Linked DNA regions of Mus musculus: regions 2 and 3 are each linked to region 1. The links are chromatin loops, found by intact Hi-C in ENCODE. Cell type or tissue: heart. All regions are shown on one strand.

Region 1 (5,000 bases):
CACAGCCTTGTTTCTTCCTGGAACTAGATGTGTAGTCCAGGCTGGCCTTGAATGTAGAGACTGGCCTGCCTCAGCCTCTCAAGTGCCGGGATTTAAGCTATGCAACACATGTCATGCCTAGTGTCATCTTTTAAAGCACGGGCTAGTCCACAGGCAACAGTCAGGCTGCCCTCTCGACTCTCCAAAGGCAGGAACTCACCTCTCTTTAGGGACACCACACTCCTCTGGTCCAGCTCCAGCCTCTGCACCAACGCACTAGGGTCTATCTGTGTCCTGGCAAAGATGTCATTGTGAACGAATGTCCAGTCCTGCAATCCCAACAGGAGAAGAGAGAGGACATCAAGTTGACTTTTGGTTTGAGAGTCACACATCGAGAAGATGCTAAGGCAAAAATCCTCTACTTCTCAGCCAGGGAGGCCCCGGAAGAGTATCTACGTCCTTGTTCCCAGATCAGGCCTGTTCCTTCCTGCCCCCATCAGACTTGGGACAATCAGAGAGTCTTGGGGAGTAGAGCCACACTAGCACAGGGCCTGAGCACAGCCTCCCTGCAAACACATGCAGATCCAAGAGTAGCTGTGAGATAAGGCATGACTGCTGCTTACAACTGTATGCATGGGCCCTCCCAGGAGTGAGCAGAGGGAATCCTCTAAGTACTGGTCCTTGGGCATCTCTGAGGAACAAAAATAGGAACACCAACCACATAACCTTCCAGTGAGGCAAAGACGCGGCTGACCAAAGGGGCATAAAAACAATCTCTGTCAACACAAGGCTTAAATTTGAGCCAAGTTACCAAATTAAAAGAAAAATGGGAAAAATAAGAATCAATGGCTGCACGAATCAATGACTGCACAGCACCTCCCGTGGGTGTGGGTGTGGGAGAAAACAGAAGCTCTCAGTTTGGCTACAACAACAAATAAAAGCTGGGCACAGTGGGCTACAGCCTGGGCACGAGAGTGACAAGCTGGGGGGGGGGGCTAGGGTGAAACCTTGTCTCAAAAGAATAAAGAAAGAATGAGATGAGGTAAAATAAAAATAAATAAGATCCCAAAGGCCAAAGCAACAAGCAAGCGCCAGGGACACAAGTGCATGCCATGCCTTTAACCCCAGCATGTGGGAGGCAGGGGCAGGTCAATCTCTTATGAGTTCGAGGCCAGCCTGGTCTACAGCGTGAGTTCCAGAATAGTCAGGGCTACATAGAGAGACCCTGTCTCAAACACACACCAGAGACTGAGACACAGAGATAGACAGAGGCAGACAGACAGCGCCCTGCGACATTTCCAGAGCGTAGTGGGATATTTTCCCCCAGAGATGGAAGCGCTTCTGGAGCCTCACACCCCAACCGAGAAGGCATGACGGCTAAAGGTGGGCCGGGTCAGGACCCTAACCAGAGTGGCAGGAACACACACAGAAGAGGCGACACCCAACCATCCAGGGCTCCTGATCTTTGGAGATCCGGCTCGGCAGAGACCTGGCCCGACCGGCGCCCCACACCTCACCTTCGCCCCCGCTCCGCCCGCCGGGGATTGTGGGAGCGCCGGCTCCACGGCGCGGGGCACAGGGCCCGGTGCAGAATCCCCGTCGGGTCTCACGGCCGCCCGGTGCACACGAGCCCGCAGCGCCCTCACTTTCCCCATCTTCCCTGGAGGTTTCCGCCTGTTAGCAACGCCGCCTCACTAGTGGAAGAGCCTCCCGGAAGTGCTCCCAGACAGCCGGAAATAGAGCCGCGGCTGCGTAGATCGGCGTTCGGCCGGTCCCCGGAAGTGCCTCCCGTAGCGCGTGCGCAGTTGCGGTGCTTACGTCGCGCGCTCCCGCTAGCGCGTTAGACGTGTGGCGATGTGGCTGCAGCCAAGAGCCAGGGAAGTAAAACTATTGAAGCCTCGGGTGCACGTTACGCCATGTTTCTATCGCGCGCGTCTGGGGTAGAATAGGGAGAAAGGTTCACGTCGGTTTTACTCATGCGGGTCTCTATGTGTGCAGCTTGGCGTTTCGTCCTTAAAACAGGTCCTGGAGTTGGGGACTTTGCAATTCCACTTAAATGGGTACCAGATGGACCGAACGGCCTCCGTCTTCCTGCACAGTCGGCTCCGTGTCCAACAGCCCCTGTGCACCCAGTGCAGTATTGCTTAAGGAAAGCAAGGACGAAGGGTAATTCCAGCTCTTCACCCAAATGACACCTGTAAAATACAATACAAAACCAAAGTGGGCTATAGTTGGAGCCACAAAAGAAAGTTGGGCCCAGGCACAGCCAGGGTAGAGGCCTTCTGCCTTCTTCCCTTCTAGGGTAGAGAGCATCCTGGATGCCGGGACGTCTCTGCTAGGGATCCACAGTGAGATGGGATTTGTGGGGAGAAGGTGAGCCCAAAGCGGAGTCCGGTGCCCCACAGTGGCTGAAGTAGCAGAGCATGCCAGGGAGCAGAGCCAATAAGCATCTTTCCGATGCGGTTTCTCATCAGGGGATGCCTCCAGGTTCCTGCTCCTTCCCTGACGATGAGATCCAACCTGTAAGATGTAAAGAACACCTTCCTCCCCACGCTGCCTTTGATAAGTGTTTTTATCACAGCAACAGAAAGCAATCTAGAACAGTGAGTGAGTGGCTGCAGGCCAAGCAGTGCACTAGATGTGAAGCTGAGACAAACTAGATTGAATCAGGCGACTTGAAGAGACGTTTGAGCCAGAACAGCTGAATTGAATCAGCCAGTAAGAGTTCAGAAAGAGCTAGAAAAGGAGATCGTAGTCAGCAGTAAGCCTCCGAGACAACAAGGACATCAAGCGAATAAAAGTTACTTTCGCAAGCTTGTTTTGAGATGACCTGGGAATAAAGTCCATTGAACTCTTCACAACCTGGTTCATCTCCCCAGAAGATCTGGCAGCCAGAGCCACCCTGAAAGCTAGCCTGGCTTTTACCTAGGACAGATCCCCACCCCACCCCCCCACCCCCTAAATGTTTTCTCCTTCTCAACCCTCAGCAGTGTTCCTGTGCTCTGGGCTGTCCGATGGACCCCAGGTTCCCCCATGGAGGATGAGTTGCTTAAGGCCAGTTCCAGGGCACCCCAAGGAACTCACAAGTCGACGACAACAAAGTTAATTTTTTAGAATCCTCAACTCTTCTTCCTGCCGCCTGAGGGCGCGCGTGTCCCGTGCTTCCCTGGCTCCTGGCAAACTAGTTTTGCAGTTAGAGAGGACTGTACAGCTAGTTTTGCAGTTAGAGAGAGGACTGTACAGGTGTCTCTGGCTAATTCCCCCCCCCCCTCGGGCTCTAGACCGCGACCCTGCTCCAAGTCAACTAGAGTGTAGGTGTGACCGCAGGCTGGTCCACTGATACAGCTACTGGGAGGCGGGATGGGGGTTTGGGGTGAGGGGAGGCGGACAATGTATCATCGCGCCCAGCCCTGGAAACTCAGCTGCCAGACCCCGCAGGCATCAGCAGGGTCCAGATCACCTCTCAGTTCGTCCCCAGCCCCAGCGACTGATCCAAGACAGTTCTGCCTGGCTTTTCTCGGGGAGGAGGGCTCCCTTGATCCTCCCAGGGAGGTGGCCAAGTTTGCTGGGTCCACCTTTCTTTGGGTGACCTAGCCAAGGCCTGAGCTTTTTCAAGCCTAGTTTCCCTGTTTCTACAGTGGGGGTTAGAATGAGCTGCTTGAGGACTAAGAGAAAAGTGAGAGCCAGGAAGTGACCCCTAGCAGCTTATAGTTGGAGATCACAGATTCCTAGGGCTGGGCAGAAAAGAGGCTGGTATCACAGTGTGAATGAAGGGCGGGAGCCCCAGGCACAGGGCTGGTACAGACACACAGCATCTCAGAGGCCCAGGACCTTCTGGTGACGGAACCCGCAACACAGAGTCCTAATTTGACTCTGATCATGGGTGCTAGGCCAGCCAGCCGCTCAAGGCAGTGGGGCAGGGAATTGGCCTCCTGTCCTTCACAGCTTCTGGCTGAGCACCAAGGCCCAAGGCCTTCCAGCCACCTGGGTCAACCTGCAAAGGGCACAGAGCAACTTCCCAGGAGTTCCCTGAAGTCTGGTGATCAGGGAGATGGGGAAAGGCAGGCATGGGTGTCCATGTGCCGTTACCTCCCAGACCCTCTGGTGTGTACATTGATGAGAGGCCAGATCTTTGAAGATCAGACTCCATTTTAGAGAACCTGACCTAAGTTTGAACTAAGGTAAACTAACAGGCTGGTACCTAGCATTAGTTTCCAAGTTGCCCCCCTCCTCAACAAAACCTGAGCCTAGCTCCAGTCTCTAGGTTAATTCCCAGCAAGACCAGCATCTCCAGGTTATACCCTCAACATGACCAGTACCTCCAGGTTATTCCCCCAACAAACCTGCATCCCCAGGTTACAAGCCCACCCCTGCCTAATGACCACCAATGCAGAAGGGAGCAGAAGTTAAGTTTATGATAGGACTCCCAACACCAGTCAATTGTGTTAAAGGCCACAGTGGCTTTCCAATTAGATGCTTGCACACTTAACCCTCCCCCTGCCCCCAGTTGCTGTTTGTATAAAGCCTTCCCCGATAGGTATTTGGGCTCCCACAACTACCAAAACCGTCCCAAGAGATGGTGGTGCATTGGAAGGGCCCAAGTTAGCTCAAATAGAATAGAAGCTAGATCCTGCTGTGAGTTGCATCAGATTGGCTCCTATCTTTTTGTTTGTTTGTTTGTTGTTGTTTGTTTTTTTTTTTTTTTTTTGATTTTTCGAGACAGGGTTTCTCTGTGTAGCCCTGGCTGTCCTGGAACTCACTTTGTAGACCAGGCTGGCCTCGAACTCAGAAATTCGCCTGCCTCTGCTTCCCAAGTGCTGGGATTAAATGTGAACGCCACCACGCCTGGCTACCTATCTGTTTTTTGAGGGGGTCACAAACACTTCCCTGGCACTACATTGATGCCACTGATTCTGTGGACCTAGGCTAATTAGGAAGTTAGCCTGGCACCAAGGACAGAGAGACGACCGCTGGGTAGGTGTTACCTCTGCCCCAGTGATCTTTGACTTCTTTCTAGCTTT
Region 2 (5,000 bases), 51 kb after region 1:
GAGAAGGAGAAACTCAAGTCCCAATGGAACAATGTGAGTGGCCTTGCTTTGGGAACCCTTGTGGTGCATGGGTGCTTCCTCTTCTCTTTGACCTCTCACAGGCAGCAATGGGCATACTCTCTATCCCAGCAGTGCTTGGGAGACCCACATAGAATGTCTTTCCTAGCTCTGTTACTTCTCACAGTGGGACTCGAGGCCATCTTGGAGAGATGGCGCACGCCTCACCCCAGCTTAGCCTCCGGTCTCCCAGAGTGTGCTGTGGTATACAGGCTTAGCCCTGAGGCTCAGGCCCTGGGGAGGCTTCCTGTCCGGGTTGGCTCTTCAGAGAGACTTCTACTGCTCTGGTGGCATCTTGGAGTCCTCACACCTCCCTGCACTGACAAGAGCATATCTGGTTCCTCTTTAGGACAACCCCCTCTTCAAGAGTGCTACGACAACGGTCATGAACCCCAAGTTTGCTGAAAGCTAGAGCATGAGTTATCATAATCAAGCAGATGTGACCCCCTCAGACCACGCCTCCTCCCCTCTGCAAACACAACGTGGCTTACAGCTCACCCCAGTGCTGCCAAGGATCCAAAAGCCTGCTCGGTTTCTTTCCGCCATTATATCAAGTCTGCCAGGGTTTCCAGGGACTTGTCTTCCGACCTGCACAATCTTGCCGCAGAGCCCTAAGAATTGTCCCGAGTCCCAAGAGGTTCCACCCACATTTTCTTGCATAAAGGAAGACAGCAGTCTCAGTAAAGGTGGCCCCAACTTATTTATATTTAAACTTGTCAGAGTATAAAACTCCTATTATATTGTTAACATCCCATCTGTTGTATTATATGTGAGTATAAAAACTATATCCAACGTATTATTTCATAATCATGTATGAAAAATAATAAAGCTTCCATCCATGCTGTCCATGGAAGGTAAGCTTTGTGGAGTCTTTTGGGGCAAGGCAGCTGAGGTTACGTGCTTTGTCCTGCCTGCTGTTTGTCCATCTGCATCCTGAGGGTTCAGTTGGGATCTGGGCCATAGAATGGGAGACTTAGTTCTCTTCTTCGCTGCCCATGGGCCTGTATATATGGAGCCCTCTGAGACCCAGTGCTAAATCCTGTGTGGCTGCCTAACAAGGGTGTCAGATGACAGAAATGGCACCCTCCTCTCTCTTGCTCCCAATATCAGTCAGGTTCAGCGCGGAAGATGGAAACCAAAACACAAAGCAGAAGTTGGGTAGGAAGTTCCTTTCTCATAGGTTGTCTTGGGGGGTGACCCAGAAATCACTGCTGACTCTAGTTCTGCGTGAGTGAATGAACCCCAAATTGTGTCCAGTGATTATGATGTCCCTGGGTCTCTAAGAATTATGACTGAGCATACTAGGTAGCTCTTTTTTTCTGGCAATATTTGTTTGGCCTCATGGTGTCAGGTTGCTTGGCCCCACATCCTCAGAGCATTCTGTCAGTGGGAGCATACTCTCCAAACTGCATACCTCATGGCTGTCAAAAAGCAGAGACAAGACGGGATGTGGCCAGCAAGAAGCTAGCCCAAGGACAGACCCCCAAGGACCTATTTCTTCCAGCTAAGTTCTACCTCTTGAAGTTCAACCTCCCTAAATAGTACCACTAGCTAAGCACCAAGGCTCCAGTATTGGAGCTTCTGTAGAGGGACACTCCATTTCCAAACCATAGCACCCAGCCTCATGCCCGAGCCTGAGAGTAGGAAGGGCTAGGTGTGGCCAGAGAACTCCTCAAGTGTTCTCACTTTTAGACAGAGGCACGCTCACTCATGTTCAAAAATGCACATGTACACGAGTGAAGTGTGCCCGACAAAGTGCTAGGTGTGTGTCAGAGCACTTCCCTGTGTAAAATGATACTTTGCCCTTTTCTTACGACTATAATTGTTCAAAGTCCAGAGAAAACTGTTGATGAAAAACATTCCATTCACTCAAAAAAGCAAATGATGCATTTCAGGCAGAATGAATGACACAGTCGATCTCCTCTGACTTCAAGGAGATCCCCAGAACTCAGAGAACTCAGTCCGCTGGGGAGGCCTGCTTGGTAGTTATTTTAGAGTCAGGACCAAGGCACAGCTGCAGGGCCCCTTGTCTAGCGCCACCTGCTGGCAGAGCTTGCTGCTGTCTACCGTCTGGTAGAAGCTTTTCCTGCCATGGCAGAAGGAAAGCCCTGGCCAGTCCCACCCGAGCGGTCAGCCTGTACTCCCAGACGCTTTGGAACATTTCCTGGACAATACTCACTCCTTATGGGGGAGATCTACCTCAGCCAAGGCAACGATCCCCCTCTGACGGGCTTAACAACTCCCTTGCCATCATTGCGAGTGTAGTTGGCTGGGTGGCCGGCCAGTCTTTGGTTCCCCGATTCTACCGGGAGGTCCTCCCTGCTCTGGCTACCCTTGAGTACCACACTATCACCTCTTGCCAGAGAACTCACCCTGTGGTGCTGTTTGAATACTGATGTCTCTCTCTGCTTCACGTGGTGGAACTCATAACAAAGTGCAATAGTGGAAGGGAGTGGGGCCTTTGAGAAGTAGAAGGACCAAAATCTCACGGTAGAATTAGACCTGAGGAAGCTTGTGAGAGCTGTCTTGCAAGATGAGCCAATCCTCAGCAGTTACCGAATCTCCTAGTATCTTGATTCTAGACCCGTGGGTAATGGGTTTGTGTCACACATAAGTGGTCCAGCCTCAGGTATTTTGTTAGAGCAGAAAGAACAAATTGAGACATGCTTTACTTCCAAATAAGTGTATTTGAAGTAGTCACCAAAGATTAATTTTTATCCTTCTTAATGAAGCCATGCCCTTCTATATTCAGGAAAAGAATCTGACTTTGTCTTATTAATCCAAAAAATTAGAAGAAAATTAAGTAGGGGCCAGAGAGATGGTTCAGCAGTTAAGAATGCTTGATGCGCAGGCATGGTGGTGCACGCCTTTAATCCCAGCACTTGGGAGGCAGAGGCAGGCGGATTTCTGAGTTCAAGGCCAGCCTGGTTACAGAGTGAGTTCCATGACAGCCAAGGCTACACAGAGAAACTCTGTCTCAAAAAAAAAAAAAAAAAAAAAAAAAGAATGCTTGATGCTCCTGCAGAAGACCTGGGCTTGGTCCCTAGCATCTACATGGCACAGTGGCAGTAGGCTGAGCCACGGGGAGGAAGTTGTCAGCAAGAGCTCAGTGAAAGCACTTACCATGCCATGGGGAGAAATAAAGGTTTAGTGGGGATGGAATTTTTGCAAAGGGTATCTGGGGTAGAGGTGGGGCTGACAGAGAGAAACCCATTGGCAGAAAAGCAAACATATTTCATTTGTTAACAGGGTGGGGGATCTATGAGCTGTTACAGGCTGTGGGAATGACCCGGAACTAGATGACCTTGCCCAAGGGTTGGTTTAAGGAAGGTTCCTGGTAAACAGAAACCTACATCTAGGCTTCAGTTTACCCAGCCAAAGTCCTTCTGTTTAGGAGATTGTCATCAACACTGACTTTTGTTTTGTGTTTTATACAAAGATAAGGAGAAGAAGGGGGAGTTTGGTGGAGGAGCTATGGTATGGTGTGGGGGAAGGGGTGCTTCCCTGGGCCCATGCGGAGGCATCTCTTCCCCCTGAGAAGCCAGCTATAGTATAGTCAGAATAGAGTTTATTCAGGGCATGGGGAGGGGAGTTGAGAGGGTAGTAGAGACTGAATGGGAGGGTGGAGGGAGGGAGAGAAAGAGAGAGGAGAGAGAGAGAGGGAGAGAGAGAGAGAGGAGAGGAGAGGAGAGGAGAGGAGAGGAGAGGAGAGGAGAGGAGAGGAGAGAGAGGAGAGGAGTGGAGTAGAGGCTGGCCATGAACACGTGAAGAGAGAGGAGGAGGGGAGTGGGAAGAGGATAAGGGTACAGGAGCAAAGGAAGAGAGCAAGAAGAGCAAAAGAGCAAGAGAGAGAGGAGGAGGCAAGCAGCCCCTTTTATAGTGAGTCAGGCACACCTGGCTGTTGCCAGGTAACTATGGGGCGGAGCCTGGGGGCCACTTTGGACTTAACTGAAGTGAAACTCTAAGCCTGGGTCCATATCCAGCACCTTGAACAAGTGACATCTTCCATCTTGTTGAAAGTATAGGTACAGAGATGTTTCAGTGACTGAGAGTATCTTTTACCCTACCAGAGGACCAGCACATTAGGAGGCTCACAACTCCAGCTGAAGGGGGAGATGGGACGGGGGAGGAATCTGTCTCCCTCTTCTGATTCCTGGCATGACCTCCACACTGATGCATACTCTCACAAAGCATGCACACCTGTGGGACCGTGGGTGGAGGGGAAGAGGGGAGTAGGAAAGTGTCCGCGTCCCGCAGAGTTCCGGTGCTCTGGGCAGGCAGACGTGGGAGGACTACGCACGCTTTCCACACGGCCCCAAGTGGGCATCTGAATGTATCAAGCCACTGACCCCCACAGGGCAGGTGGTGGACAAGGGGCAGCCCCCGGTACCAGGTTCTCAGCCTCCAGCTGAGATATGGCAGAGGAGCTGAGAACAGAATAGGGGCCCTGGGGCAGCACTTAGCCCAGGATTTAAGGGAGGGAGAGAGGGGGGCACTGGGTGATTCCCATGCAGGCGAGAGTCCTTAGTCTGGTCTGTGGCTGCAGCATAAGAAGGCCTTCTGTGGAGAGGTTAGACAAGGCTTGTCAGGAGAAAGCTTAACCCATCGTTTAAGCACGGCAGGCCTTGACGGTCAGAGATAGTCTATGGTTTTAGAGCTTTATTGTAGAAAGGCAGGGAGACAGGAGAGAAGGTAGAAAGAGAAAGGGAGAGACTGGCCATGCCCACGTGGAGAGAAGGGGGAAGAGAGGAAGAGAGCTAGAGAGTAAGAAAGGTGAAAGCTTAAGAGAGTGAGGAGGGGCCAAGCAGACCCTCTTATAGTGGGCTTGGCTATCTTGCTGTTGCTAGGTAACTGTGGGGCGGAGTCTAGCCAGAATGCCAGAAACTTGGGACTTTGTCTATGTGCTAGAAGCCACATGCCTCTCCTGTGGGGGCTGTGGGGGC
Region 3 (5,000 bases), 400 kb after region 1:
AGAAGGTAGGCGGGACCCAGGGTTGGAGACATGAGGTTTGAGGGGTACATGCAAGGCTGTGTGAGAGTGTGAATGTGCACATATCCTCTGGTAGGAAACCTTCCAAACTTTAACATTCCTATGGGATTGTGGGTAGGCTTTGCTTTTTGTGTGTGTGTGTGTAATTTCTGTAACTTCTTCTCTTTAGTAGAGGCTCTAAACACCGTTTTTATCAGCCCCTAGTATGGATAAGGGACTACTCCCAAAAACTTAGGCAGCTTCCAGGGGGAAGGGAGTAGCCTGGGCTTTCTCAGAGAGGGTGGGATGCAGCGTATGTTTTCCCACAGGCTTCATGAGATACCAAGTACAAAGGCCATGCCACAGGCCCTCGGAACTCACGCGGGTGGGAGGAGCATCTTTGGAGCCAAAATGCAGATGGCAGACATGGTGCTTACCGGGTGACAACTGGCTGCAGAGTGTGGTTGGGACCAAACCAGCTGAGGCTCCCACGACCACGCAACCCTGTGCGGCCCATGGGGTTCCTAGGTTAGAAAGGGTTCACTTAGCCACTGCATCTGACGGGGAGGTTAAAACCAGGGACATTGGATGAGTGGAGCCAAGTCACAATGGGCATAGCAGAGATGCCAGCTCCCGACAACCTGTCCTGGCCCCACAAGGCTCTTCACAGAGCAAAGCCAGGGCTTCTAGTCTGTGTGCAACCACCACGGCCAGCCCTCCTCCACAAGTAGGGTCAAACACCCAGAGACCTATGTCTGGTGGTTGCGGTCACAAACAATGGGTGGCTGCACTTGAAAGCCAGGCTGAAGGAACCAGGTTGTGGTTACATGAACTCACTGTATTCTGGGAGCACAGAGTATTAACTGCAGACCTCTCATTGGGCCAGGACCCCTCTCTCACCACCAGACCCCATTCTAAATCGGGACTGAGAACTGATGGTTTTCATGACTTTGATGCAAAACAAAGAGAGACACACCCCGGTGCTACCACAGGACAAGCGGTCTCCTCCATATATGACTCTCCCTGCTCACCGCTCCACATCTGCCAGCGAGCGAGACTCACCCTATGGGCAGGCTCTGCTTTCTTCAGTATTGCTAGTGTCCTCTGTGACCCTCCCTCCCTTCCCATGCCCCACTGCTCAGCTGAGTTCCCATACCACCCGTTGGGTTGGTCCTGACATGGAGTCTTTGGGAGGTGGAGTCAAGGCCTGATGGGAGATTTAGGTTATCAGGACACCCTTTGAAGAACCCTAGCTTCCTCTTCCCCCTTTGCTTCTCAGCCTGGAGGTGAGCAGCTCTCTCCACTCTACACACTCTGCCATGGTGGGGTTTCCTTCCCACAGAGTCACCAGGGCTGCCTTGAGTCTGAACTAAAAGCTTCAAACTGAGGCTACAGTGATTATTCTCGGTTTCTCTGCTGGTTGTTCTGAGTCTTTCATAATGATGGAGAGCTGACTGGCCCAGCATCTTCTCTGCCTTGCACATCCCCCACTACCTCCAGCTGTGTGGTCCAGTAAGACCGCTTAACTTCAAACACTACTTTGTAGAAGAAAAGAAGACAATGTTTCATTATAACCCTCGCTTGTCCCTACCAAAGCTCCCAAATACACCATGAGCTCTTGGAGCGTTGGGGTCCGGTGGGATCTTCAGGAGGTGACTGCCCTCCCAGACTATCCTAGCCATGTGACATCCTGCACCTCCTCTGCCTCCATCAGCAAGAAGGCATTGCTGGTTGTGAGTGCCTGACCTTGAGCCAGAATCAACATTCTTTTTTTTTTTTCTTTCATAACCTACTTAGTCTTTGGTATTCTATTATGAGCAACATAAAACAGACGAAGACAATCATTTCACAGATGGAAGCTATATCTAGGAAATACAATTAAAAGAAAAAAAAAGGAAAAAAAAAACAATAGTGTGCAAGTCCTAACTACATTAAGTATGTGATTACGTTAAAAAAAAAAAAAGTTATTGGGGCTGAACGAAGACTCAGTAGGAAAAGTGTTAGCCATGCAAGTGTAAGGACTAAGTTTAAATCCTCGGAATTCATGTTTAAAAAAAGTAAAAAATAAAAGTGAGCATAAAAGCACACACCTGTAATCTGAGGGGTGGCAGAGACAGGAGGATGATTGACAGCCAGCCTAGCCAACTGCTGAGCTTCAGCCTCATGGAGAGACCCCGCCTCAAATGTAGAGTGGTCCTCTCCGGTCCATCCTGCTTATGTTTCCACACAGTTGTCATGACAGCAGGTATGTGCCAGTCACCTGAGTGTTGCTCTTCCTCCCTGTCTCTCACTCCGCAACTGACATTGCTTCCTAAGCCGTCTTCGCCCCAGTCATCATGGCCCCGTCATGCAGACATGCAGGCTAGAGCCCTGGTCTATTTCAGACTACCCCTCCACTGCTGCCACCGTATTCAACCTCTGGCTCCAGGGACAGTAGCCCACTCACTGTTCCAGAATATTCTCCTAAATGCCTGCCTTCCCTTTCCCACAGGCCCCTTGGCATCCTCTGCTCCACTGCTCCCCCTGCTGGCCACACCCCATCTGGAAACACAGTGGTATTTATGGGTATTTATGGGTACTGTTAGCCCATCATAGTTGCTGGAAAAGGTTACTATCCCTAACGTGGGCCCACCAGTCTTGTAGTGGGTTGGCCTAATGGGGCTTGTATTGTAATGCTAATTTGCATCCTCCCAAATTTTTTGCCCCAAAGGCGAGAGAGTCCACCCCCATTTAATTCTGATTGGTAAATAAAAATGCCAGTGCCAATAGCTGCGGAGAAGAGACATTGGCGGGGGTGGGGGTGGGGGTGGGGTTAGGTTTCCTGAGGAGGAGGAAGCAGGGCAAGGGAGACAGAGTAGTCATGGGAGAGTGAAGCAAGAAGAGGCATCTTGGCTCTGGACCAAGAGAATGTGGCCCAGAGGGCTGCCCAATTGGGTTAAAATCCTCCAAGATGGAACACAGAAAGTAATAATGGGGTTATCGATGGGAGGCCGATTCTAACAGCCTGGAGGCTCGGCAGTTGCCCAGCTATTGTGCTGAGTAAGGTATATTTAAAAATATAAAGGCTCTGTGTGTGTGTCTTTCATCCAGAAACATAAATGGTCAAAGGAGGGAAGGAACCCCGTGGCAGGATTTTTTAAATATTTTTTACAACATGCTCTAGAGCCAGAGTGCTCTCTTCAGACTTGACTATGCCCCCCAAGTTTCCGACCATAAGTTGAAGCCCCCAGGTTCCAACAGACCCATGTACTTGGGACACTGCTGTGGTGGATCCAGGGACCTTCCAGGGAAAGGCTCTGAGCAAGCAGACTCTGAGGGAACAGCACACACCGAGTTTCCTTTTCTCGTTTGCTTTTGCCAGAAAGAGAAGTCAGCTCTCTCAGAGAGAAATGCGCCCCATTGCTGATGCTAGCTGAGGTTCAGCATACTCACAACGGGAACCCATACTCGACCACGTAGACTCCATGGAAGCTGCGACGGTCCGTCGGTCCATCCACGACGTTGTAACTGATCTTAGACAGAGGTTCTGCAGTGCTGGGAACAAGCAAAAGGAGATGTCCCTGTCGGAGGGAGGTTATGGCAGAGTAACACAGAGGGACAGGGGCGCGGCCTCCATTGGTGGCTCAACTACAGTCACCCAGGCCTTTCCTTTGAGAGGGGTCTCTGTCCATTGCTCATGCCCATTGTCAGAATGAGTTGTATCTGGGACAGGAAGAGCTGCTCTGGAGTTCCCAGATGAGGCAGAACCTGCCTGGGCCTGCCCCATGTGAAGTCTGCACTCCCTGTGGAGGAAGGGGCCACTCACTCTCCCACGGGGTCTGTGAGAGCCACATCCTTCTCAGCGGTGTAAAAGGGAGGATCGTAGATCAGAAACTCTGCCTGCAAGACAGCAAATGAGCTTCCTCAGGGTTCCATCCCACTCCCAAGCGAGCTAGGCCTGAGGGCTACAAATGGGCCCAAGAGCAGCTTCATACAAGGACACCAGCCAACCAGGACCAAATTCCCTTGCCCAGTGTGCCTGGGTATCTCCCAGCCCTGGTAGAGTTGAGGACGAGACTCCAGATGAACACTCCCATGGGACCAGCCCAAGCATGACCCAAGCGTGGATGGTGTGAACCTTTCCCAGGATGGGTCGGGGGCTACATGGGAACCGCAAGCCCGCAAGCCCACAAGCAGGTGAACTTGCGGGTGCCAGCATTCCTGTCCCTGAATAGAGGTCTCTCTCTCGTGCTGGGCACTCAAAAGGGAATGATAGTTGTTCACTGGGTACGGACATGTCAAGAACAAGGAGGGTGGGTGAGATGGCAGGGCCAGGACATCTGGAGCACATGAAAAGTTTCAGGAGCATCCCTGAGCCATGTCTCTGTAAAGCCACCGTCCCTCACCCCGCCGGCCCCTTCCACAGTTTGGCCATGCGGCCCGTGTGATTTGTTTGCATGCCTGCCTCATTTAGTTTCCTCAGCTGTCAAGTGCTCAGATGACCAGAGAGGATAGAGTGGGTGGAGGCTACCATGAACTCGGGAGGACCTCTTCTCCTCCCCCAGAGACTAACACCTCCCGATATGGCCTACATAAGAGAGATAAACTCACCGCCCAAGGCACCTTCTCGTTAGGCACGGGGAAGCGCATGATGCGGGCATTGGGATAGAGGAGATGCCGGGCGCTCACGTGGTAACCATCTCCTGGTTCCTCTACTTTCCTCCTGATACTCAGCTCAGCATCTGGCTCATCGAAGGCCCTCTGGGGTGCTAGAAACAGTCACCAGTTTGAGTTACAGTCCCAACACCCTGATTGCCACTCCAGGGATCTCAGCCATGGAAGGACAAAGGTCACCATCCCCTACCAGATACCTGCCGCTAAAGTCACACTTAGATATCTCAACAGTTGGTTAATATCACCGGCTGCTACAGGGCCTGTCCAATTAATGGGGGCAAGTTTGTTCCCTAGGGGCTAGCCTCATCTAAGACCATGATCATTCATGTCCATGTCCTTACTGGCTGAAC

What was found. Peaks named below come from ENCODE experiments on the same cell type or tissue, not always from the same donor. Only the 100,000 strongest peaks of a DNase experiment are listed, where the experiment ranks them.
Region 2: it touches region 1 in a loop (7-fold over the local background); 30 of 42 quality-filtered maps call a loop at or near these places.
Region 3: it touches region 1 in a loop (15-fold over the local background); 7 of 42 quality-filtered maps call a loop at or near these places.

Annotation. Positions count from the first base shown.
Region 1 is chr10:77,514,107-77,519,106 of GRCm38, forward strand. Fam207a (family with sequence similarity 207, member A) reads right to left here and starts at 1,707. Exons shown (of 6, transcript NM_133998.3): 1 at 1,497-1,707; 2 at 200-308. The coding sequence starts at 1,634. 2810425M01Rik (RIKEN cDNA 2810425M01 gene) reads left to right here and starts at 1,792. Exons shown (of 1, transcript NR_163865.1): 1 at 1,792-2,835. In heart, a CTCF peak has its summit at 3,118; DNase peaks (open chromatin) are centred at 1,765, 2,445, 3,315 and 3,915; H3K4me3 peaks cover 2,824 bases; H3K27ac peaks cover 2,620 bases.
Region 2 is chr10:77,564,772-77,569,771 of GRCm38, forward strand. Itgb2 (integrin beta 2) reads left to right here. Exons shown (of 16, transcript NM_008404.5): 15 at 1-33; 16 at 407-937. The coding sequence ends at 469. Among named protein-coding and RNA genes, the nearest start is that of Pttg1ip, 14 kb to the right of the region's middle. In heart, a CTCF peak has its summit at 2,101 (motif pointing left); a DNase peak (open chromatin) is centred at 2,120; H3K27me3 peaks cover 393 bases.
Region 3 is chr10:77,914,278-77,919,277 of GRCm38, forward strand. Trpm2 (transient receptor potential cation channel, subfamily M, member 2) reads right to left here. Exons shown (of 34, transcript NM_138301.2): 27 at 4,588-4,745; 28 at 3,803-3,876; 29 at 3,430-3,531; 30 at 435-521. Among named protein-coding and RNA genes, the nearest start is that of Lrrc3, 14 kb to the left of the region's middle. In heart, a CTCF peak has its summit at 2,523 (motif pointing left); no DNase peak of the experiment used is centred here; H3K27me3 peaks cover 236 bases.